2 separate regions of the Homo sapiens genome follow, and region 1 is linked to region 2. The links are chromatin contacts, found by Hi-C or POLR2A ChIA-PET in ENCODE. All regions are on one chromosome and are shown on one strand. Each heading gives the region's core, a stretch centred on a gene start or an enhancer-like site at or near the end of the contact. The rest is flanking DNA. Distances are from core to core; before and after follow the strand shown. Region 1 holds the start of KCNH1 (potassium voltage-gated channel subfamily H member 1). Region 2 holds the start of LINC00467 (long intergenic non-protein coding RNA 467).

Region 1 (2,708 bases), core at 190-2,689, 250 kb before region 2:
TGATATTTACACATTATTAAAACCCATTTCCTAAGTTAGCTCCTCATGTCTCCCTGGTAGAAGAATGTCATCTGTTTCTGGAAGGGGTGGGGTGGGGGCTCTAGGAGTCTGCAAAGAGCATCTTATGCTTGGCTATCTTTCAATATAGCCATTTGATGAACTCGTGCGCTGCGCCTTCCAACTGCCAGGACTCCTAGTCGCTCTGCAAGTGCTTAGTTGGGGTCTCTCCTCTGTTAAGTCCGAAAGGCGTTTGGAATTCTTCCTTTCCATCCCCGCTCCTAGGACTCTCGCCTCTCAAGGCTTCATGCTACCGTCGATCTTAATGCCACAAGGAAACAGATGAGTGCTGATTGTCAGTTTATTGGGTAATGGATCTATTTATAGGTTTGGTGAGATTGGGAATTTATAGGTGAGCAACACTTAAGGGTGGCATAAAACCGTTGTGGGTTTGGAAGAGGGGAAATATAACAGGTTTGTACCTGTGACCATTTAGTTCGCTCTGCACCTGTGCCCTCCACTTCCCACCTGACGCCAGGAAAACCATCTGCCCCTCACTTCGAAGGTGAGCCTTAACTTCACCTAGAAAGTGGTGGGTGGGTGAAGGGGTGGAATCAGGCCGCCGAGAGCACGTCCCGACACCTCGGACTTTTCAGTTGCAGGGATGGAAGGTGGAGGCAGCCGGATCCTCCCATTCTGAGGCAGCGGGGACCTGGAGTTGCCCGTCTCTACTGCTGGCTCTCCCTGGGGAGAGGCGGCGCCTCTGGGAGCAGCCCGGGAGCCCCAGAGCCTTCGCGGAAGGGTGGGCAGTGCCGATGGGGCGCGCGCTGCCGCTCCGGCTGCAGCCAGCTTTCCATCACTTTTCCCAGTACTTTGCTCAGCAGCTGTCACGCATCCTTGGAGATAAGACCGAGAGGGCGCTAGAAAGGCCCAAAAGGCGTCCCCAGAAGAGCTCTCCTGTTAGGATGGGGACCCATCAGACCCCGCCCCGCCCTGCCCACCTTTCTCTGCCTCGGGGAGGCTGCCCTGGGTGCCCGCGCCGCGGCTCCTTAGCAGAGCTCGCGGGTTCTGCTGCATCTGCTGGCTCCGAGCGGCGAGAGGTTCTGCAATAAAGGCACGGATAAAACGCCCGGGTAATCGAAATCCGAATGCACCTCTTACCATTGGACCGCCGAACAATATTCTCCAGAAACGTGTTTTGAGGGGCCACTAGTCCCCTCCTGCCCCCAGCCATGGTCATCCTCCCAGCAGCTCGGGGTCCGGCGGGCGTCCTGGCGCGGCTTCTTACGACAGCAGGAAACTGGCCTCGGGGCCCGCACGCAGTCCCGGCTCGAAGCGCCCCATGCGCCCGGCGGGGATCCGCAGGCAGGGCTGGCGGCTCCCTCTGGCTGCTACCCTCGCGCCCTCTTCGCGCCTCCCTCCCTGCGGCCCGCCTCGCAGTGCACTCGCGCCGGCCTCGGCTAGCGGCAGCCGCCTCCGGGTGGGCGGAGGGAGCAGCGGCGCCTGGGCCGGCGGCGCCCCCTACCGGGCTCGTGCCCCACCGCCGGCCTGCGGGAGACCAAGCTGGGGGGCTCCCGCAGAGGCAGGGAAGTGGCGGGCGGCCGTGGACCAAGGCTGGGACGGCAGCGCCACCCTCTGGGTTCAGCCGGGAAATGTGTTCAGGATGTGCCATGGGCTGGGTGGAGAGGAGGGCATTGTGAGCAGCTTTCAGGGCGGATTCACCCCCAACAAGTCTTAGGGGAGCGTGCTGATGTAACTCTCTTCCTTTGCTCTGTTTCAGGCCGGGGCCCCCGGGACCTGTGAGGCTCTGGGAACACCTTCTTGCCTTCCTGTAAGGTTAGCCTGACTAGTGAAAGTTGCCCCACCTTGATTCTAGGCCAGTGTTTGAGCAGTAATTAATGAAGTCGTATTGCAATAGTGCAGATTTAGAGTGACTGGCAGATTCAGCTTCAGAAGAGTTGTCTTGGGTTGTTTTTACCGTAGACACAAATGCAGGCTCCTGATGTTTGGTATGATCAGTATCAAACTGCCTGACAAACATCAAAGGGGTGGACTTGTCTCTAAGGGCGAATGCTCAGGAGAGGGGCAGCATTAATTAAGCAACCGTGGCTTTGGCTTGAAGGGTAGTCTGTAGTGCAGAGGATACAGTTAGTTTTTACAGCTGACCCCTGGTATACGGAAGAACCACATACACCCAAGGTTTCTGGACAGGGGCTAAGACAACGGTCGTTTGTTCACTTATTTTGGGGGATTTCGACCCACACATAGTCTGTACCTGCCTTTTTACTATGTATCCCCAGTCGGTGCGGTGGGAGACTAAGCCTATGTCCCACAGGAGAAATGAATGGAGAGTTTACTAGTTTCAGACTGAGTCAACAGTCAACACAAAAATGTAAGAGAAAAAAAAACTAACCCTGAAAATTAATTGTCTGGGTTAGCCATCCTGACATATCCTAATGTATTGCAAAGACATCCTGTCTCAGTTAATTAATTTCAAAAACAGAAGAACTAATTCTTGCCCAGAAATCTCTCAGAGTTGCTGTGAAGATCAAGCAAGAATTATGTATGGGGACAGCACCTTAAATTGTAAAGTGCTGTGCCAAGGTCAGACGTCATTATTGGAGTGACTAAATAAATTGGGCCATTACGAATATCACCCTTTATCTCGTCTTGTGTAGAGACAAAGTAAACAGATTGCTGTTAGCAGAGAG
Region 2 (2,700 bases), core at 148-2,647:
GTATTTTTAGTAGAGACGGAGTTTCACCGTGTTAGCCAGGATGGTCTCGATCTCCTGACCTCGTGATCCGCCCTCCTCGGCCTCCCAATGTGCTGGGATCACAGGCGTGAGTCACCGCACCCGGCCAATACTTTTCTAGAAAAAACTAATTTTCTCAAGAAGCAAAAGAAAAAATTCTAGGTATCAATAACGATGGACGCTATATAAAAAACAAAACTATCCATTAAGATGGCACCACACCCAGAAGGCTTTAAAGATGAGTTCTTCAAAACCTAAGAAATGTATCATTCACACATGCTATGTCTATTCCAGGTCATACAAAAATAAGTTAACCTGTCTGACTCCTAGCACAACCTGATACCAAAACTAGACAAGGACAGCAAAAGAAAACCATAAGCCAATCTAACTTAGGTGCATACATGAAAATCCAAAATTAACTACACAGCAAATTGCATCCAGCAATATATTGAAAAAATAAGATACCAGGATTCTAAGTTTGGCTCACCATTAGAAAATCTATTATTGTAGTTATTTTATTGTAGAGTAATGGAAAAAAGGCCATACAATCATCTCAAAGACTGATACTGAAAATACTTGGTAAAACTTAGTCATTTGCTGATTAAAAAAAAAACCGATATGGTAAACTACGAAAAGAACATAATTTGCCTATACACCCACACACACACACACCATAAACCTGCAGAAGATATCTTGAATGAAACCTAAGATGCAATCCAAAATAACTCCTGGTAAGAAATAAGTACCTCCGGCTACTATTCAGTGTTGCACTGGATTCTTGGGAAAAGCCAAAATTGTTCTTTACAGATAAATTCTTACCTACAAATCAAAGAGGACTGCCTGTCAAATTTTTAGAATACGAACGTTTAGTGAAGTGTCCAGATAGATCAACAATCAAAAGCCATTCTTATACAAGGATACTAATGGATTAATAGTCTATTAGTAAAAACAAACTACAATAACAAAAATAGCTATGAAAAAATGTTAAATGCGCACAACACCAAGCGAACTGCAACGCTTTACCTGAAAAACAAAGGGAGAACTGAATTAATTTAAAAAAATAGCCACATTGCTGGACGGGAATTCTCAATATTGTACTAGTATCCAATCTCGGCAAATCTACAAAAATATGGAATCCCAAACAAATCCCTGGAAATCTTTGCCATTTGGGCGCCAATCTACTAAAGAAATCGGCCCCAGGGTGTGAGGTTTCTCACATGTGCGTGAAAACGCTTCGAGAGGGGTGCAGCCGCGGACACAAAAACCGTGGCTTGAGTCCCCGCGCCCCTCCCCTCCCCTCCCCTCCCTCCCTCCAGTCCAGCAGCTCTTGCCTAAGGCTCCCGCGACCGGAAGAGTCGCTTCCGCTCCCGCCCCGCTCTGTGGCGTAGGCCGGACATTTCTAGTCGACTGTTGCGCGTGCGCGCGCTGTGACGTTCCCTACGCGGTCGGGCGTTGGGTTTCGCGGCGCTCGCCGCACTGGTTGTTCAGCACCTTCGGTCCGGTTGAGGTTGTCAAGTCGGACCAAACAGGTTGTTTCTCTGCAGTTTCCAGTAAGTGACCGTTCCAGCCGGGGCTGTGGCTAGAGTGTGAAGGCAAACCGGTAGAAGCCGCGCCGCCATTTTCTTCCCACCTCACTCTTTCCTCAATCTCCCTTCGGTCACTCCGAGGGGACTGTTGGTAGCCCCCCTCTGCCCGGTCCCCCGCTAATGAGGCCGCTCCCAAGCTCTGAGTTTCCCCAAAAGATGTGTCCTTTGTCATGAAAGCTCTCGTAGTATTTAAGTGCTAATACTCGACGGCCGCCGACTTCTCAGATGCACCCTGGAGGGTGTGCTCTTGGCCTGACACTTATTAGCCCTTCCGCTTCCTACAGTTGTGATGGGCCCTCAGATACTCACCAGGAAAATGTGATGCCCGCACCACCACTTCTTACTCCAACTTTCTTTGTAATTATGTCCTCTGTTTCAGAATCCTACTGCCGCGGAACAAAAATGTACCAAGGACCATTCCACTTAACGTCCCTCCCTTCCTTCTCAAACCCTTAAGAGTGCCTTAAGAGTAAGGTACTGACCTAAGTGCTTTACATGCATTTTATTTAATCTTCCCACGCAGTCCTTAAGTAGGCAGACATGAGAAAATTGAGGCACAGAAAAGTTTAATAATTTGCTCAAGGCAACATAGGTTGGATGTGGTAGGGCTGAAATTTGGATTTATTGTGTAGCTTACTCAATCTGGTGTTGTTATCATTCATTCCTTTCTCTTTCCCAAATACTGAGTATTCCTTTTTTTCTTAGTTGCTTCTACAGAGGAATTTTTTTCCTTAATGCTGTTTAGAGGGTTCTTCTTGAGAAATTTGGGTTCTGTCTGAAAACCCTTTTCTCAGAGCTCTCCTTACACAGACGCTTAAGTGTTGTTTTTCCAAATCTAAGCTCTAAACTTAATAATATTTTGCATATCCAAAATGTGCTCATGCTTCCTTAAAAAAGTACCCCTAAACCAGTACCCACCAACCAGCCCCCTTCCTCTACCTCAATATGACAATGGTTATCACTATTCTCAGCAAACATTTGGGCAGCTAGCTTATGTAAGACAATAAAGGTAATTGGGGTTTTGAAGAACTCTGAGGTTTAGTTCCGACCTGAAGGAGAAACATGAAAAGGCCTTCATAAAAAGGCCACATAAAAT

The links. A loop is a pair of places that touch in the nucleus more often than their neighbours do. ChIA-PET counts read pairs that join two places held with the same protein, here RNA polymerase II (POLR2A). Pooled maps may share reads with other maps.
Region 1: a pooled map shows a loop between it and region 2 (8-fold over the local background). The contact joins the promoter of KCNH1 here to the promoter of LINC00467 in region 2. A Hi-C loop is called at or near these places in 6 of 50 pooled maps. POLR2A ChIA-PET finds 5 or more read pairs at or near these places in 2 of 52 experiments (GM12878 and activated naive CD4-positive, alpha-beta T cell).

Annotation. Positions count from the first base shown.
Region 1 is chr1:211,132,709-211,135,416 of GRCh38, forward strand. It overlaps KCNH1 (potassium voltage-gated channel subfamily H member 1), which reads right to left and starts at 1,440. Exons shown (of 11, transcript NM_172362.3): 1 at 1,159-1,440. The coding sequence starts at 1,237. It overlaps KCNH1-IT1 (KCNH1 intronic transcript 1), which reads right to left and starts at 666. Exons shown (of 2, transcript NR_046784.1): 1 at 480-666; 2 at 1-318. RefSeq lists silencers at 657-847, 1,342-1,621.
Region 2 is chr1:211,381,358-211,384,057 of GRCh38, forward strand. LINC00467 (long intergenic non-protein coding RNA 467) reads left to right here and starts at 1,398. Exons shown (of 6, transcript NR_026761.2): 1 at 1,398-1,568. LOC124904504 (a long non-coding RNA gene) reads right to left here and starts at 1,387. Exons shown (of 2, transcript XR_007066868.1): 1 at 1,236-1,387; 2 at 1-1,041. It overlaps LOC107985259 (a long non-coding RNA gene), which reads right to left. Exons shown (of 2, transcript XR_001738447.1): 1 at 1,914-2,700; 2 at 1,469-1,597. RefSeq lists an enhancer at 1,511-1,580.